Linked DNA regions of Homo sapiens: region 2 is linked to region 1. A link is a loop called in an ENCODE intact Hi-C map of the cell type or tissue named here. Cell type or tissue: A673. All regions are shown on one strand. Links, peaks and the distances in the headings refer to the core of each region. The heading gives the core; the rest is flanking DNA.

Region 1 (11,463 bases), core at 1,392-9,391:
AGGCCTAATTTGATCTGGTGTGTAGTTTAACTCCAGTGTTTCTTGATTTTCTGTCTGGATGACCTGTCCATCACATATAGTAGCATGTTGAAGTCCCCTACTATTATTGTATTGCAGTCTATCTCTCCCTTTAGATTTGTTAATGTTCGCATTATATACTTGAGAGCTCTGTTGTTCAGTACATAGATATTGATACATATTTCCTCCTGCTGAATTATTCCCTTTATCATTAGTGATCTTCTTTGTCTCTTTTTACAGTCTTTGATCTGTAGTCTGTTTTATCTGATGTAAGTACTTACTTATATCAGCTACTTACTCCTGCTCTTTTTTGGTTTCCAATTACATAGAATATCTTTTTCCATCCCTTCACGTTAGAAGTGAAATGATCTTCTTGTAGGCAGCATATAGTCAGGTCTTATTTCTTTATCCATTTAGCCATTCTATGTCTTTTAATTGGAGAACTGAGTCCATTTACATTCAGTGTTTTTGTTGATAGGTAAGGACTTACTACTGCCATTTTGTTGCTTGTTTTCTGGTTGTTTTGTAACTCCTCTCTTCCTTTCTTACTGTCTTCCTTTGTGGTAAGTGATTTTCTCTGATAGTATGTTTTAACGCATTGCTTTTTATTTTTAGTGAATCTATTATAGATTTTTGCATTGTGGTTACCATCAGGCTTACCAAAAAAATCTTACAGATACAACAAGTTATTTTAAAGAGATGGCAGCATAGATCACACAGAAAATAGAAACAAAGAAAAATGTAAAAACAAAAAACTGAAAAAACCTCTACACTTTAACTTCATCCTCCCCACATTTTGGCTTTATATTATCTCAATTTATATATCTTTATATTCCCTATCTCCCTTTTTTTTTTTAATTTTTTTTTTTGAGACAGAGTCTTGCTCTGTCACCCAGGCCAGAGTGCAGTGGTGCAATCTTGGCTCACTGCAAGCTCCAACTCCTGGGTTCTCACCATTCTTCTGGCTCAGCCTCCTAAGTAGCTGGGACTACAGGTGCCTGCCACCACGCCCAGCTAATTTTTGGGATTTTTAGTAGAGATGGGGTTTCACCATGTTAGCCAGGATGGTCTCGATCTCCTGATCTCGTAATCTGCCCACCTCGGCCTCCCAAAGTGCTGCGATTACAGGCGTGAGCCACCACACCTGGCCGATATTCCCTATCTCTTAATAGGTTGCTATAACTATTATTGTTTTTGATAGATTTGTATTTGGGGCTTTATACTAGATAGATAGATTTGTATACCATAGTTATGATGTGGATTATATACCACAATTACAGTATTAAAGTAATACTGGGTTTATCCATGTATTTAATTTTACCAGTGGGTTTTAAACCTTCAAATATTTTCTTTTTGCACATTAGTGAGTTTTTTCTTCTTTTCCTTTTTTTAGTTTCTTTTCTTTTACTTTTCTAGTATCTTGAAAACTATCATAGCTCACTGCAGGCTCGAATGCTTGGGCTCAAGCAATCCTCCTCCCTCAGCCTCCCAAGTAGCTGGGACTACAGGCACTGCTGTGCCCAGCAAATTATTTTGTGTAGAGACAGAGTCTCACCATGCTGTGCAGGCTGGCCTCAAACTCCTGGGCTCAAGCAATCCTCCCACCACAGCCTCCTGTGTAGCTAGGACTACAGGTGTGCACCACCACACCCAGCTAATTTTTAGTTTTTTGTAGAAATGGGGGTATCACTATGTTGCTCAGGCAGGTCTTGAACTCCTGGACTCAAGCAATCCTCCTGCTTCAGCCTCCCAAAGTGTTGGGGTTACAGGTGTCAGCCACCATGCCCAGCCTGTTAAAGATTTCTAAAACCATGGATCACTTCGTTTTGGCTACATTCTAACCCTATCACTTTGGGACCTGGGAGGCAGAGGTTGCAGTGAGGGGAGATCCCTCCACTGCACTCTAGCCTGGGTGACACAGTGAGACTCTGTCTCAAAAAAAAACAAGAACAGTAGTCAAATGAAAAAGTAGTTTCGCATTGACTGTTACTCATAATATATCAAGATGTCCCATCAGACTGGCTCATTTGAAGTGGGAAGAAATTGACCATCAGCCCTAAAGCAATGAGTAATTCAAGTGTACATCTGTAACTAAGTTATAAACTCTGCAGTGAAAGAATTTTATTATTCCATCTCAAGAACCTATAACAAGGCCTCGCCTGTCGTAGGCATTAAATAAATATGTTTTGATTTTATTTGATTTCATATCTTTGGTGGAACATGAAGATGGGCAGTTGATGGTCTAAGATTGAATACAATGAAGAGCTCTTGAGTCTAGAATCTGGGATAAGGGAGTCTTATGCTAAGAGGAATGGAATATAGGTAACTGAAGCAATAAATGAACAGTTGCTTTTTTTTATATGTAATTGTCCTAGTGATTTAAATCGTATTTTAAAAAGTGTCAAAAGCCAGATAGGCCCATTTAATGTCTGTGTACATATCCATACATTTTAGAAAACCAGCTTACTGCTGAAGTTTACAAAATACATGTGTACCCTACCTTTTCAGAGACCTGCCAAGGTATATCAAAGTGTGGGCTGGAGCTTCAGACTCTAATAGGGAAATTCCTGAGTCAGAGGCTCTGTGATTTGCGTTCAAGGCAGTTGTCATGAGTTTATTACATGGAATTTGGAAACCAATATAATATAACTCTATTGTATTGCATATTTGCTTTTTAAAAATTTTTGGCCATCATTATATACTCAAAGATTATTTTTAAAAGATGGTAATTACTACAGATCTGATCATTTAAATACAACCTTGTATTTAAAATAATGGTGGACAAAAGACCTTTTGATTATGGGGTTTTGTTCTAGAGCTGCGTGAGCTTCCATTGTGATAAGCTGAAAAGGGGGTCACTTTCAAAACCTTCACACACACACACACACACACACACACACACAGTCTTCATGTGTTCAGGCTGCTACAACAAAATAACATACAGTGGGTGGTGTATAAACAACAGAAATGTATTTCTCCCTGTTCTGGTGGCTGGGAAGTTCAAGATCAAGGTGCAGTGTCTGGTGAGGTGCCACCTGCTGGTTCATAGATGGCTATCTTTCTGCTGTGTCCTCTCATGGTGGAAGGGGTGTAGGAGCTCTCTGGGCCTCTTTTGTGAGGGTGTTAATCTCACTCATGAGGCTCTACCATCATGACCTAATCATCTCCCAAATGTACCACCTCAAAACACCGTCATATTGGGTGTTTGATTTCAATATATGAATTTGGGGGTCACAAACATTCAGACCATAGCACACATTGATTCCAAACAAATGAAACTATAGATTCCAGCCTAAACCAAGCATCTTGTCCTCGAACAAAAGGTTGAGTGGAATAGCATGTCAATGGCCTTCCCTTCTCCATCTTTTGCCGATGGCTCACCTATATCACTTTTGTCGGCAAACTTGGCCTAAATTTAAGAACATGGTGTGCACTGTGATGCCAGGGGGGCAGCTAAGGAGAGGTCAGAGGGACAGGCCTCCTGTCTTCTTGCTAAACTCTCCAGCTCTCCCAACATGACCACTATTAGTCCCACAGAAGACTGACAAGGCATAGAAAAACCACCTCATTCAACCTCCTGCTTCACAGAGGAGCAGCTCCTTTCAGGTTCATGCACACTGGGGTGTGCAACCTCACTTCCTACACTGCCCAGTCAGCAAGTCAAATATCCTGAGGTTGTCTTTGGACAATATGACCAGCACACTCACTGCTTTATATACTTATTCCTAGTGACCTAGTTTATGTTTTTAACACCTTTATCCCAAGATGTTTGGAGTCACTTTCAGAAGGGGCTCTCCTGATGACATCTGTCTCAGCCTGAAGCTACTTCAAAGTGTCTCCAGAATTTTCCTCAGTCCCCCTCCATACAGAGGCAGTCCTGATTTTCTTTCCCTCTCCCATCTCTCTGCCCACCCCTCTCCCTCGCTCACTTCCTGCCAGGAGTTCAAGACCAGCCTGACCAACATGGTGAAACCCCATCTCTACTACAAATAGAGATGTATATAGTTTAATTTTCATTATCTGGATGACTACATTGGACTAATTTCCAATGTTAAATTTCAATCCATTTAGCAGAGAATCGTTATCCCAAACTTGCCCACTTCCTGCATTGTACTTCCCCACAAGAAAGAATCATCTGTCTTCAGGAAGTGGGCAAGTTTGGGATAACGATTTTGAGGAGATTCTGGCTGGAGGTAAAGAGCCAGATTCAAAGACCACAGTCTTGTTCCTGTTTGTCAGAGTCAAAGCTTCCTGCAGAAACAAAGAACTGCCTAATTTTTATTTATTTATTTATTTATTTATTTATTTATTTATTTTGAGATGGAGTCTCGCTCTGTTGCCCAGGCTGGAGTGCAATGGCACCATCTCGGCTCACTGCAAGCTCCACCTCCCAGGTTCAAGTGATTCTCCTGCCTCAGCCTTCTGAGTATCTGAGATTACAGGTGCCCACCACCACGCCCAGCTAATTTTTGTATTTTTTTAGTAGAGATAGGGTTTCACCATGTTGGCCAGGCTGGTCTTGAACTCCTGACCTCAAGTGATCCACCCACCTTGGCCTCCCAAAATGCTGGGATTACAGGTGTGAGCCACCATGCCCAGCCCCTGGACTGCCTAATTTGTATTGTCCAAGTTTGAATACTCCCCCAAAAAAAGATTTTATATATTTGTAACACTGAAATATGAAATACAAAGGAGAAAAGCTCATTTAGATCATTTTTTATTTCTTTAGCCTTCTGGAAGTCTCTATGTACATAAAGAGATAGGTGACTTCCTTTGTGTAATAAACTTGCATTCATGGAGCCCCTCAGCCGTCCCGCCCATGCACTGGGAAAATTCAGAACCTCTATTACCACCCACTGATGCAACTAGCTGCAAGAGGGAAGGGAGAGGGAAATGTTGTGAAGAGTTTGTCCTATGGGCCAACAACCCTCGTATCCACAGGAATGGCATGGCTGGGTGCTTGTCACCCCTAGGCTTTATGGGTACCTCCATGTTGTCATTGTCTGGCTCAAGGATCTACTGGCCCCAATTCTGGTTGAGTTCTGACTGGGTTGGAACAAAGGCCGTGCTGAGACCTATCTACTGCAGATGCACCCACACGTTTTCCAAAACTTGGGACTGAAATCGAACTCAACGATTGCTTTATTTTCCCACACACTAAAATACCCCCGGTTCTGGAATACGGAAGTGAGAATGACAAAGGGGGTCCTTCTGTAGGACCCTCAGTCCTGGCAGTCTGGCTGACCATTCTGGCAGAACATGCTGTTCTGAACACCATTTGTTCAAACTCTGAAACCAGTTGATGCTCTGCCCATCATTCCAGACACTCTTGGCTGTATCTTAGTACCCAGCAGGGCTGTCCTCGAAATACTGCCCTGTGGCTCCTGGCGCCACCTCCTATCCTGCCCTGCCAGCACCGCCACCTTTAGTTCCCATGGCCTGCAGAGAGCCATGGCTGGGCGCTGATGACAGGCTGCACCTAACATGGACCCTGCCTACTGTTCTGGATCCTCAGTCTAGAGGGAAAAGATGCTAAACAAGTCAACATGACAAAGGCGGTGTCAAAGCAAAGGGGAGGCGCACCACGGGAGCGCACCAGGAAAACCAGGTGAGTCTAAACTGAGACCAAAATGCTAATTAGGGGGCCGGCAGGAGGGCAGGAGGAGCGTTCCAGGCAAAACTAGCAGCTTTCGAGAAGGGTTGTTAAAGCAGGACATGCTTTAACAACCAAATCACAAAGTGAGCATAGGCTCAGGGTGTGGCTGCGATGAGGGAGATGAATGTAGGGGTAAGGAGCAATTTGGAGCCCCTGAGGGATGTTACAGGGGCGGGGGGGGCGCGGAGAGTGACTCAATTCAGCTTAAACTGAAAATCATGTGGCTCTGAGTGGAAAGAGAATGGGGAGTGGGGAACTGGGAGCAGAGAATCGATGGGAAAGCTGAGGAAGGTGATCTCACCGCAGGCAACACTGAAAAGCAGGTGGTGCTGGGGACCTAGACGGGTTTGGTGGACCTCAAGTCCTTCCAGGCTGCCTTCTGACCGGGTATTCCGCCAGCCACTTTTCTAGATCCCTTTGGGGTAGGTAAGGGGTGACTGGAGAGAGATCCTGGGACAGGAGCCAGGAGGCCAGGAGGCAGCCCCACCTTTGCCACAATGCCCCTGTAATGCTTTCAGGAAGGTCACAGCCCCTCTCAGAGGTTCCATCGGTTGAACAGGGGCTTGGCGAGGCCCCAGCTCTTTCATTTGTCGTTAATGAAAAGAAACCACCAGGGCTAAGAGGAGTGGCTGTTACAATGGTCCACCGCGCCACCTGGTGTTGTGAGGCCGCGTGCACAGCTCTCAGCGCCGGGCTACCAGGTGGCCCCCAGTGGGTCTGGCCCATTCTTCTGCAAGGTCCCCCCAGCCAGTAGGCTCTGGCACCGTCTTCAGCTGCTGGGGCACTTCTCTCCTCCCTGCACAGTCTGGATTTTCTCCTCCTTCTCTGACCATTTCTCGGGCTCCCCTCCCCTCTCCCACATCTCTGCCCCGATGCTCTTTTCTCTTCCCGAGATGGTCCACTCCCACGGGTCCAATTACTGCCTTTGATATTGCCTTTTTATTCCCATACCCAGGTCTGCAGCGGGGACTCCCCTCAAGTCCCCAGAGCCCCAGCCCATCATGTCCACATCCTTCAGGACATCATCTCCTCCCAGCCAGCCGGGACCTCAGACTCAGAAAGCTGACAATGCTGTGCGTCACCTCAGAGCTGACACAGCTCCTCCTCTGAAGAACTCGGTCTCCTCAACCTGTTAAAGGACATCTAGAAAAGGCCACAGCTAAAGGGCTTTCACTCAATGCTGAAACACAAAATGCTTTCCCCAGAAGATCAGGAACAAGACAAGGATGTCTGTTCACACAGCTTCTGTTCAACATTGTACTAAAGAGGCCAGCCAGGGCAATGAGGCAAGGAAATAAAGTAAAAGCCATCCATATTGGAAAGGAAGAAGTACAATTGTCTTCATTTGCAGATAACATGATCTTGTACGTTGAAAATCCTAAGGAATTCACTGAAAATGATTAAACTAATAAATGAGTTTAGCAAGTTTACAAGGATATGTGATCAGTGTACAAAAATCAGTTTATTTCTATACAGTAGTTATGAGCAAATAAAAAATGAAGTTAAGAAAACAATTCCAGTCTGGGTACAGTGGTTCAAGCCTGTAATCTCAGCACTTTGGGAGGCCGAGGCAGGTGGACCACTTGAGGTCAGGAGTTCAAGACCAGCCTGGCCGATATGGTGAAACCTTGTCTCTACTAAAAATACAAAAAATTAGCTGGGTGTGGTCGTGGGCACCTGTAATCCCAGCTACGCAGTAGACTGAGGCAGGGGAATCACTTGAACCCGTTAGGCAGAGGTTGCAATGAGCTGAGATCACACCGCTGCACTCCAGCCTTGGTGACAGAGCAAAACTTTGTCTTAAAAAAAAACTCATTTATATTAGCATCAGAAAGATACTTATGAACATATTTAACAAAAGAAGTACAAAACTTATGCTCTGAAAACTACAAAATATTGTTGAAAACTAAAGAAGATCTAAATGAGTGGAAAGACATCCCATGTTTATAGATTGAAAAACTTAACATTATTAAGATAGCAATACTCCCAGATTCCAAATTCAATGCAATCCCTATCAAAATTTCGACTTCAGCAATGGACAAGTTGCTTTTAAAATGCATATGAAAATGCAAGAAAACACAAATAGCTAAAGAAATCTTGAAAAAGTTGGATAATTTATGCTACCCAATTTTAAAACCTGCTATAAAATGACAGTAATCAAAACAGTGTGGTATGGGCATAAGGACAGATCTATACATCAACAGAATGGAACTGAGAGCCCAGAAATTAACCCACATATCTATGGCCAGTTGATTTTGAGCAAGAGTGCCAACTTCTTTCAATGGAAAAAGAATAGTCCCCTCAGCAAATGATGTGGGGACACCTGAATTTCCACATGCAAAAGAATGAAGTTGGATCCATATTTCACACTGTATAAAAAAACTAACTCAAAATGGATCAATGACCTATAAAGAAGAACTAAAATCATAAAAGTCACAGAAGAAAACATAGTGATAAATCCTTATGACCCTGGATTTGGCACTGCATTCTTAGATTGACACCAAAAGCATGAGCAACTAAAGAAAAAAACAGATAAACCAGCCATCAGAATAAAAAACTTTGGGGCTTCAAAAGACACTATCAAAACAGTGAAAAGACAACCCAAAGAATGGGAAAAAATTGTTTGCAAACTATAAACATAATAAGTTGCTTGTATCTAGAATATATAAAGAACAATTACAACTCAAGAATAAAAAGACAAATAGCCCAATTCAAAAATAAGCAAAGGATCTGAATAGATATTTCTTTAAAAAAGATATACAAATGGCCAATAAGCACATAAAGAGGTCCTGAATATTATTAGCCATGGGAGAAATACAAATCAAAACCATAATGAGATATCACTTCATGTCTGCTAGGGTAGCTTTAATTAAAAAGTCAGATGAGGCCGGGCACGGTGGCTCATGCCTGTAATCCCAGCACTTTGGGAGGCTGAGGCAGGTGGATCATGAGGTCAAGAGATCAAGACCATCCTGACCAACATGGTGAAACCCCGTCTCTACTAAAAATACAAACATTAGCTGGTCATGGTGGCATATACCTGGAGTCTCAGCTACTTGGGAGGCTGAGGCAGGAGAATCGCTTGAACCCAGGAGGCGGAGGTTGCAGTGAGCTGAGATCACGCCACTGCACTCCAGCCTGGCGACAGAGTGAGACTCTGTCTCAAAAAAAAGTCAAATGATTAAAAAAAAAGTTGAAAAAAATGTGGAGAAACTGGAACCCTTGTACATTGCTGGTGGGGATGTACAATGGTGTAGCCACTTTGAAAAACAGTCTGGAAGTTCCTCAAATGGTTATAAAGTTACCATGTGACTCAATTCCACTCCTAGGCATATGTCCAAGAGAAATGAAAACACATGTCCACACAAAAACTTGTACATGAATGTTCATGGGGACATCATTCCTAACAGCCAAAAACATGGAAACCAACCCAAATGTCCACCAACTGATGAACAGATAAATAAAATGTAATATATCCATACAATGGAATGTGATTTGGCCATAAAAAGAATGAGGAACTGATATCACGTGGATGTACCTTGACAGCATTACACAAAGTGAAAGAAGGGTCGTATATTGCATGATTCCATTTATATGAAATGTCTAGGATAGACAAATCTATGGATACAAAAAAGATTAATGGTTGCCTAGGGCTGGGGGAGATAGAGGAATCAGGGTGATAGCTAAGGGGTGCTGGGGTATTTTGAGTAAATGAAGAAGTTCTATAATTAATTGTAGTGATGAATGCACAGCTCCGTAAATATACTAAAATCCATTGAATTGTACCCTTTAGATGGATGCACTCTCTGGGATGTGAATTATATCTCAAGCTATTTTAAAATGTTGTTCAAGTTTTCTTCATCCTTCTGAAGACACTAAAGCTGTTGGCTCTGTGGCCTCCTCAAAACCCATGACATCTCTTTGTGGCCATTTGGGTGCTGCAGGTCAGGAATCAGTGATGTTCAACCTCCTTTGCTGGAGCCAACCTCCAGTTCCAGCTGAAGCCAACTTCCCTGACAAGCACCCCACCTCACCCCACCCAGCATGGATCCAGCTGTCCTTTCTGCTGCTTGACCAGGCTCCACTTCCAACAAGCATCTTGGAACCTCAAAGATTACACGCAGGCAATCCTCAGCTGCCACCGCACAACACATCACAGCTGCCAGGGAAGACAGTGGAAATGTCCTCCAATCTGGTCAGCTGCTGCTGCTCACTCTGAAGTTGGAGGGACACTCCCCTGCAGATTCAAGGAAGTGCAAAAGTCAGTGAAGGGGACATCATCTCCTTGACCCGAAGAAGGGCTCCATGCAGCTACCTGCATAGGCCCCTGCAAGGCCAGAGGGAAGACTCTGATGTCTCTTCAGGACCATCTTGTGAGATACCTTCCACTTCCTCACTTTCCTGTCTACAGAAATCTCCTGTTATCAAGTGTGAGGGTTAATACTGAGTGTCAACTTGATTGGATTGAGGGATATAAAGTATTGATCCTGGGTGTGTCTGTGAGGGTGTTGCCAAAGGAGATTAACATTTGAGTCAGTGGGCTGGGAAAGGCAGACCCACCCTTAATCTGGTGGCCGCAATCTAATCAGCTGCCAGCGAATATAAAGCAGGCAGAAAAATGTGGAAAGGTGAGACGGGCCTAGCCTCCCAGCCCACATCTTTCTCCCATGCTGGATGCTTCCTGCCCTCAAACATCAGACTCCAAGTTCTTCAGTTTTGGGACTTGGACTGGCTCTCCTTGCTCCTCAGCTTGCAGACAGGCTATTGTGGGATGTTGTAATCCTGTGAGTTAATATTTAATAAACTCATATATATATAAATACTTAATAAACTCATATATAAACATATATGAATTTATTATATATTATATATATTTATTATGAGTTTATTATATATATTAATTATATATAATTATTATTTATTATGAGTTTATTATATATATTAATTATATATAATTATTATTTATTATGAGTTTATTATATAAAGTATATTAAGTATATATAATTATATATATTATATATTTTTATAATAATAATTATAATATATTTTATATATAATAATAATAAATTATATATATAATTAGTTCTGTCCCTCTAAGACAACCCTGACTAACACACCAGGCCTCCAAATGGTCACCGAGGCTAGCTGGCTGTGCCCTGGAGGCTGAGTCCCTATAACCTGAGAACTTCCTTCTTCACATGTCCTGGTGCCCAGCCACAGAGAGAGGGAGACAAGTTTGCAGTGGACAGCTGTGCACAGAGAGGCTGACCCGCCCTGCCTGGAAGGGGATCACCAGCAGAAGCAGATTTGCCTGAAGCCAATGGAGCTTAAACTCCAGGGCACTCACGTGTACGTGCCCTTTTCAATTCTATTGTGATTTGACACCATACTTTGTATGATTTCTATTCTTCTACATTTGTTAAAGTGTGTTTTATTGCCCAGAAGTGTTCTTTCTTGATGTCTTCGTCTGCTCAGGCTGCTAAAACAAAATACCATACACCAGGTGGCTTAAATAACAAAAATGTATTTTCTCACAGTTCTGGAGATTGGAAGTCCAAGATCAAGGTGCCAGCCAGGTTGGCGTCTGGTGAGGGCTCTTCCCTTGGGTTGCAGACAGCCACTTTCTGGCTTTGTGGTCACACGACCAATGTGGAGAGAGAGGGAGGAAGGGACAGAGAGAAGCACGGGAGAATGCAAGCGCTCCAGTGTCTCCTCTTATAAGGACATTAATCCAACCGAGAGCCGTGGCTCACACCTATAATCCCAGCACTTTGGGAAGCCTAGACAGG
Region 2 (10,580 bases), core at 2,114-10,113, 540 kb before region 1:
GTCTCAACTACATGGGAGGCTGAGGCAGGATCTCTTGACCCCGGGGGGTCAAGGCTGCAGTGTGTCATGTTCGCACTGTTACACTCCGCACTGCTACACCGCAGCCTGGGCAACAGAGCAAGACCCTGGAGAAAGAGAGAGAGAGAGAAAGAGAGAGAGAGAGAGAGAGAGAGAGAGAGAGAGAGAGAAATGAAATCCTGTCATTTGAGGCAAAGTGGATGAGCCTGGTGCTGGGGGACATCATGTTAAATGAAATAAGCCAGACACAGAACGACAAACATTGCATGTTCTCATTCATATGTGGGAGCTGAAAAAGTTGATCTCATAGAAGTATAGAGTGAAACACTAGATGTTACTAGAGGCTGGGAAGGATAAAGGGAGGGGGAGATAAGGAGAGAATGATTGATGGTGCAAATTACAGTCACACAGGAGGAATTTGTTCCAGTGTTCTATAGCACAGTAGGGTACCTATGGGTAACAATAATTTATTGTATATTTCAAAATAGCTAGAAATGATTTCAGATGTTCTTAACACAAAGAAATGATAAATGTTTGAGTGATGGATATGCCAATTACCCTGATTTGATCATTATACATTGTATGCATGTATTGAAATATCACATGTATCCCATAAATATGTACAATTTTTGTGTCAATTAAAAGTAAAAAAATTAAAAGACAGTTTAAAAACTTTCTGTGAGTCTATAATTATTCCAAAAAGAAAAGTTTAAAACACACATACAGAGTTTTGTTTTTTAACAAATTAAGTTTTATCATACAGATAGAGCTTTTTAAAAACCCAACAGGGAACAATTCCTATATTCTGCTTGGCAACCTTCTTTTTCCAGGTGAATATCTATAGAATTACCTCATTCTTTACCTCATTCTTTTAACATCAAAATAGTACTATTTTGTACTTATGGATATATCATAATTTATTTAACTATCATCTACTGATGAGCATCGAGATTGTTTTTACATTTTCACTGTTTCAAAAAAATGCTGTAATAAACACTGCTTCTCAATATGCCTTTCTGCACTTTTGGTATTATTTCCAAAGTTTCCTAAGTGTGTTATTGCTGGCTATAAGTGTATGTATAATTTCTATTTTAACACACACAGGCAAATTATGCTCTTTCACTCTTGCACTGGTTTACATACCATTCAACATTACAAAGGAGTTCCAATTCCCCCACTCTCACTGTGGATGGATGCTCTAGGTCTACTTAATCTTTGACACTCCATGGGTTAAAATCATGTCTTCCTGTTTCACTTTGTATATATTTGTTTTTGAGGTCGAGAATTTTTTATTTCTTTATAACCATTAGAATTTCTGTTCCTGTCAATTGCCTGTAGATGTGCTCTTCTTCCGTGCACACCCCACCATTACTGAATGTTAGCCTCTGGATTGCAGAGTCTTTGTTTGTTTACTTCAGCACCCTATCCTCAGCATGTAGAATAGTGCTGGGCACGTGCTTGGGATTCATCAAAACCATTCGAAAAAGATGGATTGATGAATAGCTTTTTTCCTGTTTCGCTGTTCATCTTCTTCTTATTGACTTGTAGAAAATATTTGTATATTGGGAATATTAATGTCGATTTTCCCAGTCTATTGCTACCTTTTTTAAAAGATATATTTATTTATTGGTATTGTTTCCAAAGAAATAATACAATTACTTGATACCAAAATAGAATTATTTGGATAGGGTGGTGAAGTAAACAACATGCAAAAAAGAAAATACTTCAAAAGGTAATTTTCCTCCTCACTCTGTATTACAGCTGCCTACATCTGGTCCCAGCACATCCATTACCAGTTTCTTGGGTAACATTCCTGAGCTGCTGTATGCGTAGACACACTTATGTCATCTAACCTGGCTTATAGTGTCTTCCATCTTTCAAGATATTTTTACATAATCAAACAACATTGTTTATCCTGTAGGATTTCTGCCAGCCTGGATTTTTCTGATTGTTTCCCCTTGGTGTCTTTTAACATGTTTCTCTTCTCCCTATATTCCCTGTAAATTAGTGAGGTTAAATCACTTCTGTACTCAAAATCCTCCACTGGCTTCTCAAAATGCAAGCCAGAGACCCTGCAATGTCCTCCAAGGAGCTGTGTTAGTGCTGATCAGAACAATGTTACCTGTCCAGCACACTCTGGGGCTCTTGTCCCATGCATATGCTCAGCCACCAGGTCTAGGGTTCTCATTGCCAGCTAGCCAGCAAATGACCCATTTCCAAAATCCCTTTTTGCAGTTGGCTTCCTAGGACCACTCCCGGCACCAACTATATTACAATGAATTCACATTCTGAGATGGAAAAAGGCTTACAGAGGGGTTATTGGAAAGTGTTGGCAGTTATGCGTCTTGCAGATGGGAATAAGGGAACAAGGAAGGCAGGAATGGGGAGAGATAGAAACCGTCCTGTAATGTGGTGACAGATCCTAGATCCCAGGGGGAGCTCTTGAGCTGGAACAATGCCTTATGATTGCTCCAAATTGAAGCAGGACAGGCTGGCTTTTGTATCCCTACCTCAGCCAGTCACTGACTATGTGTGGACTGCTCCCACCCGGGGGCCAATTCCCCACAGCCAGGGCAATTCCCAGTGGATACTGGTCAGCAACCAGTATTCTCAGCAGCTGAGAGATGAGTGCATCTGCCCTGGAGAAGGGATATGGGAGGAGTGCCCCAGAACCCATGATAGCCAGGCCTCCAGTCTTGGTCTGGTCTCATATGATAGCAGTCATAGAGTTCACACCACTTTCTACCCAGTATTCCCTCAAGGCAAAGGGATCCTGGAGATTAGCATTTCTCTCCTTTTTTAAAATCTAACTACTGTATCTTTCTTGGGGAAGGGAGGCTCAGAAAAATGTGACAGCTCCCTCATGCCACTTAAGAGCCGTGGGAATACAGGTAAGACTGTCCCAGAACCCCTGTGTCCCTGGCATCCCATTCAGTCATTGTCACGCTACAGTTTCCACTGCAAAAGGGCATGAGACACTCCTATGAGGTACCAGAGTTCTGGAGAGAAAGAGCGAACAGAGCTCCTCTGCTCTCAGCTCTCCAAACTTACTCTGCCTCTGTTTATGCTGTCCAAACAGGAGCCGTAGCCTCGTGTGGGTATTGAAATTTCAATTAATTTGAGGTCTTGCTTCCTCTCCAGCTGTCTTCTGCCCCCACAGGCCAGAGAGGAGTTTCATGTCCTTTCTAGTGTGCATGTGTGTGTGACCATGTGTGTGTGTGAGTATAGGGGGGCCATATTGGTTGATAGTTTAAACAACCCTCCCGGTAGCTATCCCATTCATCTTATTCTTTCATGTTTCCTTAGTGATATCTGTTATTAAATTGCTGGACTTCCATCAGACTCTTGAAAAGAGGAAGGAGTTGGTCACACTGTGACTTATTAAAAGTGTCCTATGAAAATTCAATGCTTTTTTATTGTATAAGAAGCTATTAAAATAATATAGATTAATATATTTTATTTTTTGACTTGAAAGTTAGATTATTTTATCATTATGCAGCATGCATATCTTTACCATAACTGAGTTCTTTTAAAAAAGAAAAACAAAACCAGAATTCTGGAATGCTGTTCTGGCAAGCGAAAACCTCAGAAAAAGAGAATCTCATCTTATCCCAGTGATTGTTTCAGAAGGAACATCGGATACAAATGAATTGGTAAATATCTAGCAGAGGAGGAGGGAGGGTTGAGCAGGAGGGAGGGAAGTTCTGCAGTCAGTAAATACACAGTGGCTGCTGTCAGGAGCAGAGTTTTATGAAGGCCATGTTATCACACTGCTGTATATTTTTGTTCTCTCTCTTCTTCTGCACAAAGGAAGGAAAGATTCAAGAGATATAGGAAGAGGAAATGATATGGGCAGAAAGAGCTCTGTCTCCACCCACACCCCAGTGGAGCTGTAAACAGGCCGTTAAAAGTCTGTACTCCTGAAGAAAAATCAGATCTTAAACGTAAGCTTCCAGAAGGAATCGTGAAGCCAGGCTTCTCTCCTGCTACTGAATGCTGGAGATGTACATATTCCTTAAAACATGCTCACATTTTTTAAATTATAAAGGTAACACATGCTCAGTCTAGGAAATATGAAAAATATAGAGAAGCATGGAGAAGAAAAATAAAAATCACCATCCAGAGATAAACACCATTATCATGCCTTCTGTTTTATTAAACATACACACACACTCTTTTACATTTTAACATAATTGGGAATGTACCACAGATACTATTCATGTCCTTTTTTTCCTTTTTACATTATATCATGAGTATATTCTCATTCCATTAAAAATTATTTTAAAATATCATTTTAATGACCTATATTTCACCTTGTAAACACATCAGAACTTATTGAACCATTCCCCAGATATCAGACTTCTAAGCACGTTTTCTGTCTTTCTAATAAATATCACAGCAATGAACCACTGTTTACCTCTGCTTGTCCTTAGAAATGGAAGTCCTAGATGAAAAGGCATCAATTTTTATAAAGTTTTTGATGCACACATGGCCAGGTACCCATCAGGCAAGCCTCTACCTGCTTAAAGTCCAAACTTAGACAAGATTAAACTGTTTTCTACGGTAATATGGAATCAAACGATACCCTTTTTGAGTGTCCTGAACCTTCTAAGATAGTTATGGGGTGTCCCAGTTACCAATTCATTGCTTTTCAACTCCAAATTCACCCTTTTTGCTTGCTCTGTGAAAATTAAGCTGGGACCTATAAATATTTTTCTTTTTCCAAGGAAAGTTTTGTGAGTAGAGGGCGCTGGAGAGACATTGCAGGAGGAAAGAGTTTTGCTTCCTGCTTCCAGTGTACTGCCTAGTTCAATAGGTTCCTGTGGCAAGCACAGCTTCTCCAGTCCCAGGCTCCTGCAACATCTGGAGGCCAGCAGCTTCCCCTGGCACTCCACCTGTGGTAGTTTTATAGTGGAGTGCCTCCACTGACACCTCCCTAGGAGCAGCTTTCCCTAGCACCCTAGAAGACTGACTTCCAGCAAGTTGTGCTGGCAAGCACCTAAGCAACTCTGCTATCATATGGGCCTAAGTAGCCCCCAGCATAGCAGCTGCTTCTTATGTCTGCCATTCCTCTATTCTTTAGAGTTCTCTTTTTGTTCTTTTAGCCAATCCCCTGTTATCCAATTCACTTTTATGATTTATTCTTTATATTGAACTTTTCCTGTTCAAATTATTGTGTGGTGTCTCTCTTCTGCTTAGGCCCTGACTGATCCAGGGGCTAGCTTGTCCTGAGCTCAGAGAAGATCTGTCTAATGAGTGATGTGGTTTGACTCCTCAGAACAGTCTGGATCCCAGCTCCAAGTGTACTGTGTTGCAGTTTTAAATAATTGAAACTCTGGCTTAAATTTCCTCTTATGCTTTCAGGCTGCAAAGCCTTATTTACATTTAATTTAGGAGGCCAAATACAGGTACTACTGAACGATTGATTCTTCTTCTTTCCTGAAAGCCTCCACCAAGTTCAGTCAAATCCTCCTTCATTTCTTCTCTCCTCCTCTCTGCTGATGTCTCTTCCATCTCCCGCTCCCCATTTTGGACGCCTGGCCCTCCACACACAGCAACACATCCTTGCTGTCACCAGGTAGTTCTCCTCTCTGCATATTGCTCCTCTACTCAAAACCAGTGGCGTCTGGGTTCACAGTCTCCAGTCCTGACCTTGGGTGATTAGCAACCTTATGAACTGATGAAGATCATTTATTTTTGCTTTCCCATTACCATGAGAACCACCAGCAGATGATGCTGCCTGACTTGCCCCACAAATAAAGATATCAAGGAAAACAACTATTCTGCTCTGTTTGGTCTAAAAGCAAACCCTTGGTTTAAGGACGGTTGAACTATTATTAAGTAATAATCAATTTCTCTTTCTCTGCTTGCTGAACATGATACATGTCCTTCAAAATCCAAATCACGAATCATTGTTTCAGTGATTCTTTCTGCCAGCTTATCAGTAGAAATGAATCCCTTCTTCCTCTGCACCCTTAGTGTGTTCATCCCTTGGCTGGGGTGCGCATGACAGTTGTCTGGGTTAAAATTGAGTTTCTCATCATTTTGTGAGCTCCTACTAAGAAGGTACTACGTCTTTTTCATTTTTGTGTTGGTTCATAATAAATGCCGAATTGATGGATGCTCTATTGTTATATTAACAGTAGTAAATATCAGTACTGTGTGATGAAAATACAGAGGAAAATAACCACCAGATTAAGATGAACTCTAGAGAGTGATTCTGAAACTTTAGCTTGCATCAGAGTCCCTGGGAGGGCTTATTAAAACAGATTCCTGGGCCCTACTTGTACAGTTTCTAACTCGGTAGGCCTGGGGTTGGAACCTCAAGTTTGTGTTTTTACCAAGTCCCAAGTGACACTGAAGCCGCTCTTCAGGGGCCACACGCAGACCCACTAGGCTAGCCCACTCCGTCTGCTTCAATATTCCCTCCAAATGCACTTCTGTAATCCTTAGATTAACCCCAGGTGTGAGCAGGACCCCCACAGTGCATTTTTTCCTAGAGCAGCACCTGTAATAGAATCACAGATTCTTGACAGATATTTCAATCATAGAATCTCCAGAGTTGTTTTTTTTTTAATTCCAATTTTGCACCCGAAGCAGAAATCCCTTTGACCACCAGTGCTCCCAGTTGTCCTATTCCTCTTGCATCTGACACTCTCTGAGTTGGACATGAACAGTTTCCACCTCGCCTGGCTGCCTCTGATGAGCCCAGGACTGAACAATGATGCCTAGATGTCAGCTCACCAGCACTAGGGACTGTCCCCCATGCTGGCTCCTGTGGGCACCTCTCTGGTTTTGAAATTCTCATCCATCTGTTACCAATTCATTCCAGACCCTCACAGGAGATAAGTGTTCAATCAGTCTGGATGGTACTTGGGTTTAACTTAGGGATTTCACTGAGCTGCGGTACCTCGCGATTGGCCAAGTACCTGTTGAAAGCAATTTGGTTTTTCAAGCCCCGCCTCCTTCCCACCCACCGCGTTTTTTTTTTTTTTTTTTTTTTTTTTTTCCCAGGCGTTCTCTGCTGGCTCCCCCAGAGGGCGCACCCGCCCCAGGCCAAATCCCCAAGGAGTCCCCTTCTCTGGGTTGCAGAACAGGGTCCTTCTCTGGGACAGGGGGCTCTCTGGGGAGAGAAACTGGGTGGCCCGGACTGGCTTCTCACAGGAACAGACGGCAGGGTGCAGGCACTGGACAGGAGCCGTCTGCTTGGGTTTGGTGGGTGGATCCAAATCCTGCTCTGACACTAAATCCCTGTGTGACCTTGGGCAAGTTACTCACTGAGGTCTCTGAAACCACAGGAAATTGCACGATTCATTTGAAGATTTAAGGAGAAAATGCATTTAAAGCACTTTCCTCCAGCCTGGTGCATAGCACTGTTATATTAGTTACTATTAAGTTTGGATCGATTGACTTCTGTTTGAGTTGAGTATTTTGTCATCTGATGGAGGGATGTTTGCAGAAAAGAGCCACGATTGCGATTCCACAATTAGAGGAAAGTGGGGATAGATAAGGAGGGAGCAGAGTAGACTGGGGGTGGGGAGGAACCAACGTGAATTTAGTAATACTATGTGCCATTTGTTTTGCAGACACTGTCTGATATCATCCTTGGAATAAAGCAAAGCAAATATAAGAAAACCATCCCTGTTTTACAGGTGAGGAATGAGGTGTAAGGAGGATAAATAAAAAACTCATCCAAGGACAGCAGGTAGCAGAGCTGGGCTTTGAACCTGGGAGTTGAAAGACTGTGCAGCTTATCAGAGTAGGTTGTTTGGAAGCCAGGGCACTGCAGAAGCTCAAGGCAAAGGGCACCTGGACAAGGGCAAAGGGGACTCAGCAAGGAGACAGGATTGACCAGCAGGCTGGGTCTTGGAGGACATTGTCCCCAGAGCTCCCCTAAGAGCTAGTTACAAAGGCCAAGGACCCAGGCCTGCCTGCCCCACACACAGCCCAGCAAACCTCCCTCTGCTCCTGAAATTATATCCCAGACCTCTTGACTTTTGTCCCTTACCGACTCTCTCTTGAGATTGGACCACAAATGGATATATCACCTGAGTGAGGCAAAGTTTAATAGTCTGGTGCCAGGCTGCCTGGGTTTGCATCCCAGCTCTGTCACTAACCAGCTCTGAGCCCTTGTGCAAATTATCTAACTGTTCTGGCTCTCAGTTTTCTTATCTGTAAAGTGAGAAAATAATAATATTCACCTCTCAGGATTGTCATGAGTTTAAAAGAATGATATTTGTGAGGCCCTTAGCAGTGCCTGGCATAGAAGAAGCATAGGTCAGGATTATGGGAGTGTTATCTGACAGGTCAAAGATTGGTTTGGCTTGGCTTTGTTACTAGCCAGCCTGGCCACCTGCAGAAGTTGTTTCCTGTCTCTTGTCAGCAGTTTCCTCTCTATAAGTGATAGCAGAATCTTTTGGCTAGTACTAGGTGTCCACACTGTTCTATGCTCTTGACATGCATTGAATAATAGAATGCTACTGGCCACCCTCAGAGACAGGTGCTATATTATCCCATTTCACAATGGGGACACCGATGTTCAGACAGGTGAAGAGGTGAAGAGATGTGTCCAACATCACAAGGCTACAGGGAGCAAAATTAAGCATTCCATAGACATAATCCCATAATGAAATACTGTGGGTAAACAGCTCAGTGTTGGCCAGGTGCAGTGGTTCACACCTGTAATCCCAGCACTTTGGGCAGGCCAACGCAGGTGGATCACATGAGGCCAGGAGTTTGAGACCAGCCTGGCCAACATGGTGAAACCCTGTCTGTACTAAAATTACTAAAAATTACCTGGGTGTCATGGCGCGCGCCTTGATCCCAGCTACTCAGGAGGCTGAGGCACAATAATCGCTTGGGCTGGGGTGGCGGAGGTTGTAGTGAGCTGAGATTGTGCCACTGCACTCCAGCCTGGGTGACAGAGTGAGACAAAAAAAAAAAAAAAACCCCAGCTCAGTGCAGTTTGGCTCAGGGTGGAGGAGGTAGGAAAGGGCCTGGAGCCCTGTGTCACCTAATTCCTACCTATCCCTCCCCCAGCAAGTCTCAGGACCCTCCAGCTCCAGAGACCACAGAGTACTTTCCCAATGCCTTTAGTGTTATTTAGCCACCCATAACTGTTTTCTTCATCTTCATGCTCAGGGTCTACACCTGACTTTAGGATAAAATATACCCTTCTGAATCTCTACTTTTTCTCTAGACAGTCTTTCCATCTGGAAGGCTCTGGATGTCTGCCCCATGCATTTTAATAATAATTAGCACAGCTCATGTTTGTTGAGACCTTACTATATGCTAGACACCTGAGGAAAAATCCTTTGAAACATTAGCTCATTTAGACTTCAGAACAACCCCATGAATTTGGAATTATTTTGTCTCCATTTTACAGATTTTTCTACCACTGCATGTTGCTTCTTCTGCGAAATTGTGTCCTACGCACATGCTATCTTCAGCTCTGTTGTTCCTTCCTTTCTTTTAAAGAGCACATGTCTTATCTGCCCTCTTCTGTTACTTACTAGCTTCTTGACCTTGGGCACGTTATTTACATCATAAGTCCTGATGGGAGGCTAAAATGACACAATGCTTATAAAGTGCTCTGTGCCCATGCTAAGTGCTCAATAAATGGCAGTTTTGTCATTACATTATTAATAAGAACTAGATTATAGCCTTTAAATGCTTGTGGCCTCCTAGTTGTCTCCTGTGCACTCAGCCTTGCATAGTTTTAACAAAATTCTGCTGATTCACTAATATTACCTGCACACTTAGGGTATATCATCATCTCTATTGTAGTGGGGGTGGGGAACTGAGATGCGCAGTGCATCCTGGCTCTCAGCCAATCCCTGGACTTTGCAAAGGGCTATTTTCGAAGGACCACCCTGTGGCTGGCTGTGACAAAGCCACAGTCCTGTATGCTGTGCTCATACAACTGAGAGTCCCACCCTGGGCCCTGTGGGTGATGCAGGAAGAGCCCTGACCACAGAGGACATGGAGAAGCAAAGGCAGCTCCAAGGGGGACTCTGAAGGGAACCTCCCTGTATGATCCCCTAGGGCTGCCATAGCAAACTACCATAATCTGGGGAGCTTAACACAACAGAAATTTATTTTCTCACAGTTCCAGAGGCCAGAAGTACAAAATCAAGGTGTTGGCAGGGTTGGCGGCTTCTGGAGGCTCTGAGGGAGAATCTCTTGTGTGCCCCTCTCCTGGCTTCTGGCAATTGCCAGCAATCCTTGGCATTCCCTGGCCTGCAGCTGCATTACTCGCATCTCTGTCTCCATCATCACATGGTCTTCTTCCTTGGATGTGTCTCTGTGTGTCTTTTCCTGCTCTTATAAGGACCCTAGATACTGGATTCAGGACCCAGCTTAACCCAGTATGACCTCATCTTAACTAATTACATCCGCAAAGACACTATTTCCAAATAAGGTCACATTCTCAGATTCTGAGTAGCTATGTGATGTAGTTTAGATATTTGTCCCCACCCAAATTTCATGTTGAATTGTAATCCCCAGTGCTGGAGGTGGGGCCTGGTGGGAGGTGTTTGGGTCATGAGGGCAGATCCCTCATG

What was found. Peaks named below come from ENCODE experiments on the same cell type or tissue, not always from the same donor. Only the 100,000 strongest peaks of a DNase experiment are listed, where the experiment ranks them.
Region 2: a loop joins it to region 1, with 7 times the contacts of the local background. A loop is called at or near these places in 7 of 110 quality-filtered maps.

The regions. Positions count from the first base shown.
Region 1 is chr2:85,822,444-85,833,906 of GRCh38, reverse strand. It overlaps LOC284950 (a long non-coding RNA gene), which reads right to left. Exons shown (of 3, transcript NR_038888.1): 3 at 7,119-9,911. Among named protein-coding and RNA genes, the nearest start is that of MIR6071, 44 kb to the right of the region's middle. In A673, for the core only: CTCF peaks have their summits at 3,056 (motif pointing left) and 6,329 (motif pointing left); a DNase peak (open chromatin) is centred at 6,296.
Region 2 is chr2:86,364,946-86,375,525 of GRCh38, reverse strand. No RefSeq gene overlaps it. Among named protein-coding and RNA genes, the nearest start is that of REEP1, 33 kb to the right of the region's middle. In A673, for the core only: CTCF peaks have their summits at 2,235, 2,439, 4,743, 7,056 (motif pointing right) and 1 weaker place; DNase peaks (open chromatin) are centred at 2,465 and 7,065.